2 separate regions of the Mus musculus genome follow, and region 1 is linked to region 2. Evidence: chromatin loops called from intact Hi-C (ENCODE). Cell type or tissue: heart. All regions are shown on one strand.

Region 1 (8,000 bases), 330 kb after region 2:
GGTGCCCATGGATGTCAGGGAGGGATATTAGGCTTCTGGGAAACTCCCAAGGTCTGTGCTGGGAACCACTGAGTCTGTTCTCCAGATCTGACTTAGGTTTGTTTTTTGAGCCAAGGTCTTACATAGGTCAGGCTGACCTCACACTTCTGCTGTAGCCCAGGATGGCCTTGAACTCCTGGACCTCATGCTTCCACCTTCCAAGGGCTGCAATTAAACCTGTGCCTGCCACCAGGTCTGCTTTGTTTTTACACGTTAAAAAACAACCAAACAAGTGTGTGTCAGTGTTTTGCCTACATGCTGTTCACCGTGTGTTGGCAGGGCCCACAAAGGCCTGAGGTGTATCCGATCGATCCCCCAGAGCTAGAGTTATAGGTGGTTATGTGCCTTCTGAATGGAACTCTGGTCCCCTGGAATAGGAGCAAGTCTTATCTCCAGCCCTCTTACTATCTCTAAAAACCAAGAAATACATTGAAAGGATCTGGCTCTTAAAACTGTGTAACTCTTTTTATAGATCAAACAAGAGTCTGTACTTACGATAAGAGAAGCTCGTCGGGAACTGTAAGATGGGAACAGGAGAGTTAGTCATGCTAGACTAGTCACGGCAAACATGAAGCTCTTATAACAACGATCCCAAATCACTGCAGACGATGTAAACAGAACCTATCTATCCAATTCTACGTCTTTCCCAACCCATTGAAGCAATAATAGGATCTATTTACTTATTTAAAGAATCATTAGTTCCCAAGGATGGGGAGGCAGGGGAAACAACAGCTAAAATACACTGGGGGCAAATATGAAAGTGGAACATAACTTTCCAGACAGACCTCAACAAGACGGATCTTCAGCTATCGGTAGGGAGAACTGAGCACTGGTCTGGCACATACTCCAGAACCTTCCATCCTCCTCCCCAACCCTCTGCACAGAGGCAGGCAGATAGATCTCTGTGAGTTTGAGGTCTACATATTGAGTTCAAAACAGCCAGGACTATGTAGACAGTGCCTCAAAGATAAATAAATAAAAGAAACAGACAACCAAGCAGAAGGATGTCTCCGTTCCTTTCTCAGCTGTGGGTGGCTGTCGCTCCCTCTGGCAGATGACTGATGGTGTTCACGGAAGGCTCTAATAGAGGATTTCCGAAAGGACTAGGAGAAAACACCCAAGCCAGGGGGAGTTGCTGCTCTCTTCCCAACGTGGCTCCTGCAAGAACCAGCCCTCCTCCTTTCCCCCCTGCGGCTGAGCTGCTCTCCCAGTCTTCACCCTCCAGGCAGGAGACTCATTGGGAATCTGAGCCATCGGACAGGGAATAGCACTGTCATGGGTGTTCAGCTAAGCCACCTAGTAAGACGCATGCTAAGTAAGTAAGTAAGTAAGGTCTGTAAGTCCTTGCTTGAGTTTTCTATCCTTAAACACGGCAACTACAAATTACCACAACTAAGTAAAAAGAGAACAAAAATCAGCAAAAGAATCTACTTAGAGGAAACACTGAAGTCAGAGGGAAAGTTCCAACAACTATCACTAATATCAGAACAAACAGGCTAATGCAATCATAAAAACGGCAGGGAAAATTATAAATTAAATATAATATCAGAAATAAAAACCTCATAGAAAATCTGGAAGACACAGTTGAAGGAATTTCCCAAGAAGCAGAGGCAGGGATAAAAAGATTAAATACAGGAGATAAATTATTCAGGGACAATAAAGGACATGCTATAACCAAGGGATGGGAATACTAGGAAAAAACAAAAAAAAACAAAAAAACAAATGTCTATCAAGTAAGTTAGTAGAGCCTCACTTTGAGTGGAAAACAAAACCAGGGGCTGGAGGTGGTGCACCCGCCAAGAGCACTGGCTGGCTGCTCTCAGACAGCTGGAGTTTCTAGCACCCATGCTGAGTGGCTCTTAACCTCTGTACTGCCAGCTCCACAGGTCCAACTCCCTCTTCTGGCTTCTGGGGGCTCCCTCACACATGGACATTCATACATTCATACAGAAGTAAAAATGAAACTTGAACAAAATCTTATCAGAAGCTTGAGAATCATGGTCATAAAGAAGTTATAGCTGGCTCTCCACACCCGTAGGACCAACATCTGTGGACTCACCTAACACGAGATAAGAACTGAGGGGCTGGGCCACGACTCAGCAGTTAAGAGCAGGGTTCATGCCCCAGCTGGTTCACATTCCGGTACAAGGGAATCTGATGCCATCTTCTGGCCTCTCAGGGCACTGCACCCACATGGTGCACAGATACATATGCAGGCAAAATACCCATACACGTGGAATGTTTAAAAAGAAATGGAAAGGTCAGACACACACTTCTAACTGGGATGCTCAGAAGCCAAAGGCACAAGCACAGGGAGCAAGGCCAGCCTGGGCTATAAAGAGGCCAAACAAAATCACACAGAAACCAGTACTACCAACCCCTGAAACCTCTGAGCCTCTACTAAACATGTCATTCTCTCATTTTCTCTAAGCAACCCAGGATGCCATCTACCTACTCAGCACTGACACTGCAGAGAACAGGAGCTGTGAGTGATGTAGGGATGGTTTCAAGCATATTAAAGTACAAAGGGGGCTGGTGAGACGGCTCAGCCGGGTAAGAGCATTGACTACCCTTCCGAAGGTCCTGCGTTCAAATCCCAGCAACCACATGGTGGCTCAGAACCACCCATAATGAGATCTAATACCCTCTTCTGGTGTGTCTGAAGTCAGCTACAATGTACTTATGTATATAATAATAAATTTTTGGGCCGGAGTGAGTAGAGGTCCTAAAATAATTCAACTCCCAACAACCACATGAAGGCTAACAACCATCTGTACAGCTACAGTGTACTCATATACATAAAATAAAGTACAAAGGAAGGTGAATATGGGTCACATGCCATCCTACCAAAGGGACTGTACATCAGCAATCTTAACCATCATGGATACCTAGGAGCAACTGCAATTCAAAGACCCAGAGAAAATAAAAGCCACCGACAAAATTCAGGAGCAATGCTAGATACAAAATGCTAGACAATTATGGGACAATGTTTTCAGAGGTCTGAAGATATGCTATTTCCAACATGAAACTTAATACCTTTTTGTAACCCCCCCCCCCCAGCCTGAAATCTGGCTGATCAGGTTTGACTGTTAGCACTAAGAGAGCATGGGGATGAAGCCTGCCACCCTATCGTTCTGCCACTCCCACTGCTACTACCTGCCACCTAGCTGTTCCAGAGCCAACACATGGTCACCTGAAACTGGACTCCAAGGATGATTTGGCGGGAATGGGCCCCTCCCCCTTCTTCATAACCCCGTGTCTCCAAATAGTAAAATTGAACCTTGATCAGACTAATGTCTTGGTTCCATCCTTTCTCGTGCCGCCTAGTTCCCTCTTTTCTTCCAGATTCCAAGATGCCTCCCAGGCTAGAACTCAGACATGTGGGCCGCTGGCCGCCCTCAACACCTTTTAACCAAGCGTGAGAGCAGAAAAACCTTTTTCAGACATTCAAAGCCGCAAAAGCATAGTTCATGCCTTCTTCAGAAACCTACTGAGGTGTGTACTGCATACAATAAGACAGGTAACAATACACAAGTGGATCAACAAGAGGAAAGTAAACTGTAGGATGTGCTAACACAAGACCCAAACTGGGAAAAGAGAATTCCCAGTTAACACTGAAGGAAGACAGCAGCAGCCCAACCGGACAGCAGCCAGTCCATACTAGGGAAGTCGGCAGGCTCTTCGCAGATTCCTTTATGAAAATGTAACTGATAAAATGTCTTTTTTACCTTAACATTTTGAGTGGAGACCTGTGATAGTGGCATAAAATTTCAAGTTCAAGTAAAAATACATATGTAGAAAACTAAACAAGCTTAGAAAGCCGAGATGGTTATAATTCAGGGGAACCAAGTTACCCAGGAAAGGAAATCATAGCTTCTATATGGTCAAAATCATATACATGCAACCTGGACTTATATTCTGCACGGTTACCAAGGAAGATTGGGGATTAGAAAGGAATACCCAGACCCAATACTGAAAACTGCTCTACTGAAAAATAAACAGGAATTGAGAGTCTGCTCCTGTGTAAGGGGGCCCCTTCAGTTACTGGCATATGGATTAACCAACAGCCCTGTTCTGTAAAACTCATCTCGTTCCAGCATCTCAGAACATCTGTGGTCAAATCCTGGAAGCAAGACCTCACAACAGACTAACACCCCACAACTTCTTTGAAGTCAAAGCATGTTTGAATACCTGGTTGGCTGAATCTTTTACGTAAAAGACCAAAATGAGACTATTCGTTTACTTTTCTAGTCCCATTGAAGCAGTAACTCAAACCAGTTCACAGAGCACAATCAATGAACAATAGGAGTTTTGTGCTCTAATTTGGCTATCATTTAGAGAGGCTATTTTTGGGGAGAGTGCTTTAATTAGTCTACACTTCAAAAGCACCCCCCACCCCACCTCCAGTTTTTTGAGATAAAGTCTCCAGCAGCCCAGTCTGGCCTAGCATTATGTAGCTGAGGTTGACCTTAAACTTTCCCTTTTTCTTTCTTTCTTTTTTTTTTTTTTTTTTTTTTTTTTGTCTCCACTTCCCAAGTGCGGAGACTACAGCCATGTGCCCAGTCTTGTGCGGTGGTGGGGAATCCACGGCAGCTCTCTACATGCCAGGCAAGCCTCTTTACCAGCCGAGCTGCATAGTAGATCCTCATTACTAGTTTTCCCCTTTTGGTAGATCCTCCTACTCTGGTGAGTAAGCAAAGATCATCCTTGGTCGGTCATTTTGTTGGAGACAGGCATAGGGCGACCTCTACAGGCCAGAGGGAAGAAGTAATTTTCAACTTCCCGATTTTTTTTTAAAGGTTTTGCCTCCCTGAATGTTTTTTAGTAAAATCTATTTACTAAACAAAGTAGTAAACAAGGGTATTATTTTTAAACTTTGCATCACGGATTGTGGATAAAGATTCTGAGTAACTCGAAATTGTCTACGCATCTGCCATTCCGCATCCCAGCCCTCGCCCACTCCTTGGATGTACCCAGTGGCTCTCTTTAAGTACCGGGGTTCCCGCACACCGGCTCGCACTCAGGGATCTGACGTCTAGTCACTCAAATCCCTCTATTTAGTTAAGCGATTTAAGGGGCCCAGGCTTCAGGGACATAACCATGCGGGGTAAGAATAAAAGCCCGCAGGCCGTACTTCTCGCGCTGTCTCGCACAGCGGCGGCCATCTCGCTCAGGAGCTCTTCCACCACCTCCGGGAGCGCGACCGCCATGGCACGCCGCCCGTCTTCTCTCCTCCCGGGCGCTGCGAACTTCACGCGCCCTGCAGGCCGGGGGCGGGGCGGGGCGGGACGAGACGGCGTGACGTCAGCATGCGTCATCGCGCATGCGGACTGGCGGGGCGTCCCGGGCCAGCCGTGGCTTAGTGGATCTCTGAGGGAGGACCCGTCGGCATGTTCCGGTTGCTTCGCTGGCGTCTGGGTCGAACCCTGCTGCGGGCCGCGGGCCGGCGGTGTGGGGGTTGTACGGCGCGCCTGCTGCCGGAGCGGACGGGCGACGCGGGGACGGGCGCGGAGCGGCTGCGGACCCGAGGCGCGCCGGCGCGGGGGCACGGGGTGCTGCCGCTGTTGGCAGGTGAGCGGTGCGCTCCGGGCGGGGCCGGCCCGGCGGGGGCGGGGACGCGGGCACGGGCCGGTCCCGGTGACCTCTGAGCCGCTTCTCGCAGCTCTCGCCTGGTTCTCGCGACCCGCGGCGACGGCCGAGCAGCCGGGAGAGGACGCGTCAGACGAGGCGGAGGCCGAGATCATCCAGCTGCTGAAGCAAGCCAAGGTGAGGGGCTCGACCGGGCGCGCGCGCTCTCTGCTCCGGTTTCCCGAGGCCTGGATGGATTGGCCCTGGGTGGAAGGTTGGGATCCATCCAGACTGGTCCAGAGCGAATCCTGCAGCAGAATCGCTGCAGTTGTGAGTGCAGGTGGAGACCCTCACATTTCCTTTATTTATTTATTTATTTTGTCCAAACGTATTGATTGAGGATGTTTTGCGAGGGTGGCTTTAATCAGCTAACCTCCAAGCCGAATGACATTTTGTTCATAGACTATGAATGACGCCCCGAAAATGCAATTTAGTATCGTTTATGCCTATTGGTTTGCGTCTAAATCTGTTTCTCCACATCCTTTTTTTCCCCCCTCCAGGTTTATTTCATCTCTTCCTACGGGTTCAATATCGACTTAATGCCAACAACGTCCAGATTTGTGTTCAGACTGCAGTGTGTCATTGACATGCTGTCTCTATTGCAAGGCCACAGCTATCTCTCAGATTTAGCATGCCCGGGACTAAGCACTTTTTCTTAAATTCCTTCCCCCCAAATATGGCTTTAACAGTGTTCTCTCTATCACCTAAAAAATTAAGCCTAAAAAATCATAGTGGTTCCTCAGGCGGACCCCTGTGTTTGAAACCAGCTTGCTCTACAAAGCAAGTCCAGGACAGCCAGGATTCTGTTACACAGAGAAACCCTGTCTCAAAAAAGAGGAGAAAAAAAAAAAAAAAAACAGAAAATAATCATAATTGTTCTTAAAGTGTGTTGTTGATAATTCCCAGTTACAGCAGTAAACACAGTTGCCATCAAATCCAGAACACTTCTCAAATCGCCTGCCCTCTTTTTCCATTCCCTCTTTTCCCCCAGTTTTCCTCACACAGGTCCTGTTCTCTTGCCCCAACCGCAGTCCTTTCTCCGTGTAGCAACCTGAGTGATGGTTTGAAAATGTAAATCAGATTGTAGTAGTGCTTTCTTGTTTGACAGCTGAGTGACTTCTCCCTGTACCTGTGAGAAAACACAAACCCCCTGTCAGAGGCTGCAGGGCTGGAAGTGATCTAAGCCAGCGTCTCATCCTCCTGTGGCAAGAGATGTGATTCAGGACCCTCTGTCCACCTCTCCGTCCTCGAATGTCTTCTGAAGATCCATTCTTTTCACCCCTGTCTTTTGGGGTCATTCTTCTGTCCATTTCGTTACATGGTTAACTCCTTAGTCACTTTACCTCAGTTTTACTCTCATTCTCTTGAACACGTTCCAGATTCCTCTTGTCATTCTTCTGTGCTGTTTTTCTTCCTCTTTTCGTGAGTTTTAATTATGCCTACTTGTCCTACCTGATTCCCTGTAATCTTCAGGAAGAGAAGAAGACGAAAGGCGAACAGCTTCGGTAGGAACACAGTGCCAGGTGTGGTGGTCCACACCTTTAACTGCCACACTCAGGAGGCCGAGCCAAGTGGATCTCTGTGGGTCAGGAGGCAGCCTGGTCTCTGTCTCTGGAGGAAAAACAAAGTAAAGATGGCTCACATTCCTCCTGTGTGATCTGTTGGTTAAAACTTTGTTGTATGAGCACACCTAGATACAAGGGAGGCTAGTCTCCCTGTCAGCTGGGTGGGCATGGTACCTGGACATAGCTGGGATTCAGTACATTTTGTGAAGTGTCTGCTCTGCAGCATAGTGCAGCTGCCTCCTTACAGCTCAGTTAATGTTGCCTTTGTCTTTTCTCTCTAGTTGAGCATCATGAAAGACGAGCCAGAAGCGGCCGAGCTGATTTTGCATGACGCTCTTCGCCTTGCGTATGAGAGTGACAACAGGAAGGCCATCACGTACACTTATGACCTGGTAACTGCTCTAACCAGTCTAGCTATTGAGGAAGGGTACATGCTGAGAAAGTGTTCTTGCTCATTTATCTTCCTGACTGCCATGATGCCCTGAAGGTGTTTGTTTCTAGGTTTTCTCTTGGTTTAATTTTTGTACCCTCCACAGGGTCACTTATAATTTCAAACCATAAAGAAACAAATAGCTTTGTACTTTTCATTGGTGATCTGGGTTTAGTTTGCTTTTAACAGAATATATAAAATAAACTGTGTGCGTCTTTCACTATTGCTGTACTGAGCTTCTAGCAGATTAACGGGGGGTGTTTTCTTTGTTCTGAACTTTTTTTTTTAAGATTGTAAAAACAGGGAAGAGTCTTCCATTTTAAAGTTGTAAATCTGTG
Region 2 (8,000 bases):
ATTGGGGAAGACAAGAAATTTAAAAATAGAACACCAAGATGGGAGCTGAGTGCAGTATCAACTGATAGATGTGGAAAATAAAAGGATTCTGTGCGCCGAACCGTTACAGGACCACGGTCAGCATAGTTATCAGGTAGCCCAGAGAACGGGGGAAAATTTGTGCCAGCTACACTCAGACAGGGGCTATGTCAGAACTTACCAAGAGCTGTAGAAATTTAATACCAAGGGGATGAACCAGCCAACCAACAGACAAGTAAACTAAGTAGACATCTTTTAAAAAATACAAATGGCTAATAACTGTTTTAAAAAGTGTCCAATATCTCAGCCATCAGAGAATTGCAAACTAAAATTTATTTGAGATACCACCTTATCCCAGACAGAATGGCCATTGTCAATAAATCTGACAACAAATGTTGGAAAGGATATGGAGAGACAGGAGCCCTTATGCACTGTTGTGGGGTACAAATTAATTGTGAATTTTCCAGAGTATGTTTTTGCCTCTTTTGTCAGTGTTAAGTGGGTGTGGCTCTGCTGTTTTATCTCCAGGACCTCTATTCTATTCCATTGGTTTTCCTGTCCATTTTCAGGCCAGCATCATGTTGTTTTTATCCTTATAGCTCTACAGTATAGTTTGAAGTCATGTGTCTCTCTTACCTCCTAGGATTTCTTTGGCTAATTCATGATCTTGTGTGGTTCTATATGAATTCATTGTGAAAACTGGTTTGAAGAGTCTCACAACATTACAAATACAACCACCATCTGGGTATCATGCCTTTAATCCCAATTCTTAGACGGCAGAGGCAGGGGGATCTCTGTAAGTTCTAGGACAGCCAGGGCTACATAGAAAGGTCCTGTTTCAAAAGACAAAACAAAATGAACTGAAGCAAAGCAAACTACCACATGGCAGCTCCACACCCTACCATGGAGATGTCTGTACCACCCCCCTTTCCCGTGTCTATTGATGCTTTATTCACTGTAGCAAAAAATAGGAATTAGCCGAGTTGTCTATCAAAAGATGAATGAATAATGAATATATATAATCTATAATGGAATATTACTTAGTTGTAAAGAAAAATGAAGTTAAAAAGTTTGTAGGAACATGGGTACAGTGTAAAGTGAGATCTCAGAATTTTAGAAAGACATAAACCTCATGTAGCTTTTCATAATTGAATCTAGCCTATATGTATTGTTACATATGTTACAATATGACATATGCAAACAAATGTCCATGTGGGTACAGTATAACATGAAGAAAGAGAACAAGAAAGGCGCGTGTACAGGGATGGGGAGGACTGAACTCAGGTGATGGACACAGCTCCACTCCGAACGCCAATCCTAGCTAGATAGAAGCTATGTATACAGTCATTAAAAGCTGTATAGAATTGGCATCTGTGATATTTTTATTTATTTGCAAGTTTTATTTTCTTTATAGTGTAGTGGGTTTTTTGTTTGTTTTGTTTTGTTGTTTTGAGATGGATTTTTATTATGTAGCCTTGGTTAGTCTGGAACTCATAGAGATCTACCTACCTGGCCCTATTTTTTTTAAGCAATAAAGTTTATAAAATAAAAATTTACATTGTGTTTGTTCTCTGACATTATAGTTAATCCCATATTGACAGAGGTTCTGCCCTGGGGACTAAACACTAGTGTGCTCTTCAATGCTCTCAGATTCATGATGTCTCAGGGAGAGTCAGTATGTAATCACTTCTGAAAATGTGCCTGTGGCCTGTAAAGCTATTCGTTTCTATCAGAAAAAAATATAAACGTTCTTGTTCAAAACTCCAAGGAATTCTGCTTCATTTAATTAAAAGCCTCTAGCCATGGGGAATGCGGGATTTTACATTGGGTCACTACTAGATGTGTCCCCTAGGTGGCAGCAAAGTCCTAACTCTAATTCTGACCTACTGGGCTTGTGTTTTGGGAGGGTGGGATGGGGAAATGGGGGAGGGGGGAGGGGGGAGGGGAGGTGTCTATTTGTTTGTTCTTTTTGTTGTTCTTGTTGTTTTGTTTGTGCTTTAAGACAGAGTCTTTCACTGTAGACCAGGCTGATCTTCTACTTGTGGCAATCCTCCTGCCTTAGCCTCTCTAGAGTGTCAGGAGTATAGGTATATGCCAATGTATCCAGCTTCCTGGTCCTTTTAGAAACTAATGATGACAATGAGAGTGTATTTATGTAATATAGATATGTACGTATATATCTATATATTACATAATAAATATTACATAATATGTTATATAATACATTACATAATATATTGAATATATATGTTTTGCAAATAGGTAAATTTTGAGCCATCTTTGGATTTAAATTTTATTTTTAATTGAATATCGTTATATAATATTACTATTATGAGGTTTTAGTTCATTCTCCTGTGGAAAGAAGATCTTAATATGCTCTTCAGTAATCCATATATGTGTATATACTGCCACATCAATCATTAATCAACTTGCCTAATCTCAGTTGAGAGTCTCTCTTCTAAAATGACTCTAGCTCATGCCAATCTGACATAAAACTAACCAAGACACCCGTGTTACACAAGAATTAAGCAATTTAACACTGGTTAGAGAAGGCTTTACATTTCTATGGTGCATAAGAGTCCCAGGGCACTTACCGAGTGGTTTTGGTTGTTATAAATAATAAAACTATACATTTAACAATAAACAAATACAAAAAAGTTTATAAACTCTGGTACTCTTAAGCATAAAAATAATTTATCTGAATGACATAAGAGCCATCTGTGAGGGCTCCAAAGTGGTATTTAATCTAAAGTGTCCTCGGGTACATGTGTTACATGCTTGGTCCTTAGCTTGGCCCTGGAAGGTCCCCAGCCTCCCACTTGGAAGGTGCTGGAACTTTGAGGAATGGGGACTACGGAAAGCATTCGGGTCATTGAAAACATGCCCGTTAAAGGGGACACTGTATACCAGCCCGTTCCCTTTTTCTTTTGCTTTCTGAACACTTTGCCTTTTCATTTACCCCAGCAGGGAGGCCAACGAACAGAAACCCTCAAAGCAGTGAGCGAAAATCAACTGTTTTCTTTATAACTTGATTATCTCAGGTACTTGGTACAATAATAGAAAGCTGACTCCCATAAAAAGGCTCATCAAATAGGCCCAAGCAAAGGAGCCTCCATGAGGGCCTTTCAGGTGAGCAAGACGGCGAGGTCCCTTCCGCTGCCACAAGAGGGCGCTCTAGCAACATGAGTCACGGTTTGGAACTTGACTCACTTTTGCATCACGCATTCCAAACTTCGGGGTGGCACAACCCTTTGACAAAGCAGATGTCACAACTTAGAGCCCCAAAAGTATAAAGAGAGGGATGGTCTCCCTGCTGCAGCCATTAGAAAAGTAGGACCTACAGCATGCTTGCAACAATTCGGGCACGGTTTTTGTCACCAGCCTCGACAGTGGAGTGCCTCAATCCTGGCGTGCCTGTAAAAGTAATTATTGTTGTTATTGTTATTATTATTGTTGTTGCTGCTGCTGCTGTTGTTGTGTGTGGGTATGCTTTTACTGCTGAGCCATCTTGCTACCCAAATAGTGCTTTTGTTTGTTTTGTTTTGTGAGACAGGGTTTCTCTGTGTAGCCCTAGCTGGTCCGGAACTTGCTCTGTAAACCAGGCTGACCTCGAACTCAGAGATCCGCCTGCCTCTGCTGGATTAAATGAGTGCGCCACCATCGCCTGGCCCTGGTAGTACTTTTATTGCTGCTAATTTTGATTTGGGGGTGTAGGGTGGGGGCGGGGCTAAATTTGACTGCCCAGAGCCTTTGCTTTGTATGGGGATAACCCATATAAAATGCTTTCCCAAGGACTGCGATGCTCACTGAACTACACCGCAAGAAACAAAACAGAAAGAGGGAAAGCGTCAGACAAACCAACCAGGAACAAGGCAACAGAAGGGAGGCGGTAAATGCTGAGGCTCGATGACTGCAAAGCCCAGTCGGCTTGTCTGAGGGAGGACGAGACTAAATCCAGGCAAGAAGTGAAAAGGCTGCACAGAGTTACTCGAGGTCAGCGCATGACGACAAAGGGCAGTCTGCCGGAACGTAAGTGTCCAAATAGGTGAAGCAGCAGCGTGGTTATTTACAAAGCAGAACTCTGGGGGGACCGGGTGGGGGCGCACAAAGATGACATCAGATGTTCGAACTATACCTAAAGACATGGAAGACCTTAAGAATGCAGCTAACAAGTTATGCAGGGGAGTGTAGGTAAGGCCGGAAGGACTTGGCAGGAGGGCACAGGAGAGGGAGAAGGGCGAAAGAACACCAGAGAATTGTGGAAGGATCAAGAGACACTGATGAAACTGGGTTGGATTATGTCATACTTTGGAGGACTGTGTCGAGTAGGAGGCACAGTTTAGAGAGATCACCGGAGGAAGCAGACTTGTTTAACATACGGGCCTATTTCCTTCAAGGGAAGGAAATGATAACCGATACCCGTTCACCCGGAAGGCTAGAGTGGATGCTGTCTAACCCTGGTGATCTTCTGCTATTCTATGGACTCAGCCTTCACCTGAATCTGCCAAAATCCTGAGCATTGTCTAGGCCTCAGTCCTGAGCTTTGCCTCCCAGTGAATAGACCCCATCCTTATGAGAGAGGTCCCGTGTATTTTGCATTCCCCATCAATAGAATCTATCTGAGTGCTTATTAAAGGGCTCTTACAGGCCCCAGCATGGCAAACGTGGAACTGGCAGGTTTTGCCCTCTCCCCTTCCCCCTCTCTCGTCAAACTATTAGATTACATTCCTAAAGCTAGCCACCAAGGTCTAGCCCCGAATTTGGCCACTTCCTTATGCCTTCGTAATAGAATCTCCTTTGTGCCGAGAACTTGGTGTCTGGGTGTGTTCCGTGCCCACTCTGAGGTCCCTTCACTTCCTACAAGTGGATTTGTAGGGTCTTTCTTCCTTGGCCTGTGCCGTGAGCACTATTTATCAGTCAATACAACTCATTCTTAATATAAGAGTCACAGGTGCTTGGCTAGTTTGGAAGGGAGTTTAGGTGCAGCCGTCCCTGAAGCTTTATGGTGAGAATTGTCACATGGAGACTTTCCCCAAGGCTTTACTGTGCTTAAATGTGTATGGAAAATAAACCATGAGATCAGACTCTGGATGTGTGTGTGTGTGTGTGTGTGTGTGTGTGTGTGTGTGCATTTTAAAGACTCTCCTAGCGTGAGCCTTTCGGTGCACACCGCACACCTTCTCTCAAAGTACTTAAGAGGCAAAGGTGGGTCTCCGAGTTCATAGTTAGCCTCATGTACATGGGGAGCTCAAGCCCAATCAGAGCTACGTAGCGAGAACCTGTTAAAAAACAAAACCCAAACCCAAACCCAGCCCAACCCAGCCCAACCCAGCCCAACCCAACCTAAACCCAACCCAAACCTAACCTAAACCTAACCCAACCTAAACCCAACCCAACCCAGCCCAGCCCAACCCAACCCAACCTAAACCCAACCCAATCCAACCCAACCCAACCCAACTCAACCTAAACCCAACCCAACCCAACCCAACCCAACCCAACCCAACCTCAACCCAACCCAACCCAGCCCAAACCAACCCAGCCCAAACCAACCCAAACCAAACCAAGGGCTAGCAAGATAGCTTGCTGTGCTTAAATATGCTTGCTACCAAACCTGACAACCTGTCTGATTCCAGACAGCCACATGGTGGAGGGAGAGAACTGACTCCAGTAAGATATTTTCTTACCCACATGCACATGCACCACATGCACCCCGACACACGTGCACCGCATGCACCCCGACACACGTGCACCGCATGCACCCCGACACACGTGCACACCACAAATATAAATAAACAAAGCAAAACCAAAAACCCCAAGACAAAACTCCGAGGACTGATTTTGATAAACCATGTTTTCTTTCATACAGTCAGGGCCGGGGAACAAGCTCAATTCAAGAAGCTCTTGCCAGGCTGGCCCAGACCTGAGTTCCATCCCCAGAACCCATGAGACAACAGACAAAACCCAAACCCAACCCAAGCCAACCCAAGCCAACCCAACTCAACCCAAGGGCTAGCCTGCCTCTCCCTTCCCAGCACCAGAATCATAGATGCTCCCCCATGATCCCGGTGCTGGGACGGGAGAGGCAGGCTGATGCTTGAGGCTTGCTGCCAACCAGTGAGCGACCTATCAAAAGAAAGATGGCTGGCACCCGAGAAACAACACCTGAGGTCCTCTGGCCTTCAAATGTACACACACACACACACACACACACACACACACACACACACACGTATAACTGCACACTTATGTGTGTGTGTGTGTGATCTGCATGCTTGTGTGTAAGTGTTGGCACAAGTGTGTCACAGCATGGCATGTGGTGAGTCAGAGGATAACCTCAGGCTAATCCTTGCCTTCCACATTGTTTGAGACAGGGTCTCTCTTTGTTGCTCACCATGTATAACCAGACTCCCTGACCTAAGCTGGGAGTTCTGGGGTTCTCCTGTCTCTACTTTCAATCTCCTTCAATCTGGGATTACAGATGTGTGCCACCAAGTCTGGCTTTACATGGGCTCTGGGGCTTCAGATTCAGTTTCTCATGCATTCATGGCAGGTGAGCCATCCCCTTAATGCCTGCTTACTTCTTATTAAAGGCAGCGATCACTGTGGTTGCCATTGTGTTTCTCTATCTATCAGGACAGCTTGGGTTCTGTCTAACTCACAGATGGGTATGTGATGGCCCTAACTTGACTCCACGCTTACCACCCATCTCACTGTCTATTTGGCTCCTGCATAAGAAAGGTCCATTGACTGGGTGGCTTAGATGATGGAGATGGAGTCTCAGGGCCTCCAGATGTTGAAGGTCAAGGCTAACTTGATGTCTGATGAAAGTTCCCTTCCTGATTAATTGATAGGAACATCTTTCTACATCCTCACACGGGGAGATGTACAAGAGAACTCTGTTTTTGAGGATATTAGTCCATTTCCTGAAGTCTCTGCCTCATTATTCTCTAAAGGCTCCACCTGGGAACATTGAACAACACTGGGGATTGTGCTGCAACATCTGAACAGGGACATAGTCATCCAGTCAGAGAATCCAACAGTCTCACTGCCTGATGCTGCCTGATGGCAACAATCAATACTCCAGGTTATCATTCTGGATTGATACACACGTGTGCACGCACACACACACACACACACACACACACACACACACACACACACACACACGGCCTCCTGCTCACTCTCATGAATCTCATCCTCTCTTCTTTTCCAGAGAAAACCCTTTTGACTTTCTTCCCTCTACTAAAGGAAACCTTCATTTCCCTTCTTTTATACTTCTCTCATCTTACAGTGTGGGGTGGGGTGGAGCTGGGCGGGGCTGGGTGGGGTGGGGTGGGGGCTGCTTCCATCCTGGCCAGGATTCCCATCCTTTCCCTTTTATACATGCACAGTCTGCTGAGCAGTCATGCAGAGTTAACTTTTCCTGACTGCCCTTCAGTGGTATTCTTTCCATAAATATTTAACATGCTGAAGTTTCTTCCACCACGAAAGCAAAGCAAAACACCAACAAAGGCCAGCCCAACACCCAAACCCTCCTTCAACAGCCTTTCCACCTCTACTACCCGGGCGTCTCTTCCCCTCCCCACCTCATCTAGAAAGAATTGTCTGTGTTTCACTCTCACTACCTCAAGCATGACTCATGGTCCTGCCATTCTGTTCATGCATATTTAATAGTCGTAGGTGACTTTTATGTTAATAAATACAGAACATGTTCTTTAGTCTCTGGACAAAGCGTTCACCCCCAGGGGAGGGAGAACCAGGCTGAGAGAAAGGACAACCCTGAACTCGGTCTTGACCTTGTTCAATTCCAGGGCCTCAGAGGTGTCCTAGAGATGTTGGGGAATGAGGGCTAAAGTGAGGGAGAGGTCTAAGCTGGAACATAAACGGTCCCTGCAGTGTATCCACAGAAGCGTGTGTGTGTGTGTGTGTGTGTGTGTGTGTGTGTGTGTGTGTAGATAATCAATGTCAAATGAGTCATGGAG

The links. Peaks named below come from ENCODE experiments on the same cell type or tissue, not always from the same donor. Only the 100,000 strongest peaks of a DNase experiment are listed, where the experiment ranks them.
Region 1: a loop joins it to region 2, with 7 times the contacts of the local background. A loop is called at or near these places in 30 of 42 quality-filtered maps.

Annotation. Positions count from the first base shown.
Region 1 is chr11:62,276,084-62,284,083 of GRCm38, forward strand. Zswim7 (zinc finger SWIM-type containing 7) reads right to left here and starts at 5,312. Exons shown (of 5, transcript NM_027198.1): 1 at 5,174-5,312; 2 at 535-556. The coding sequence starts at 5,249. Ttc19 (tetratricopeptide repeat domain 19) reads left to right here and starts at 5,390. Exons shown (of 10, transcript NM_028360.2): 1 at 5,390-5,610; 2 at 5,702-5,805; 3 at 7,514-7,624. The coding sequence starts at 5,430. In heart, CTCF peaks have their summits at 2,206 (motif pointing left) and 4,799 (motif pointing left); DNase peaks (open chromatin) are centred at 2,178 and 5,338; H3K4me3 peaks cover 1,869 bases; H3K27ac peaks cover 1,632 bases.
Region 2 is chr11:61,947,636-61,955,635 of GRCm38, forward strand. Gm12273 (a long non-coding RNA gene) reads left to right here and starts at 3,282. Exons shown (of 3, transcript XR_388712.3): 1 at 3,282-3,440; 2 at 3,811-4,047; 3 at 4,416-5,099. In heart, CTCF peaks have their summits at 1,847 (motif pointing right), 2,049 and 3,166 (motif pointing right); a DNase peak (open chromatin) is centred at 3,216.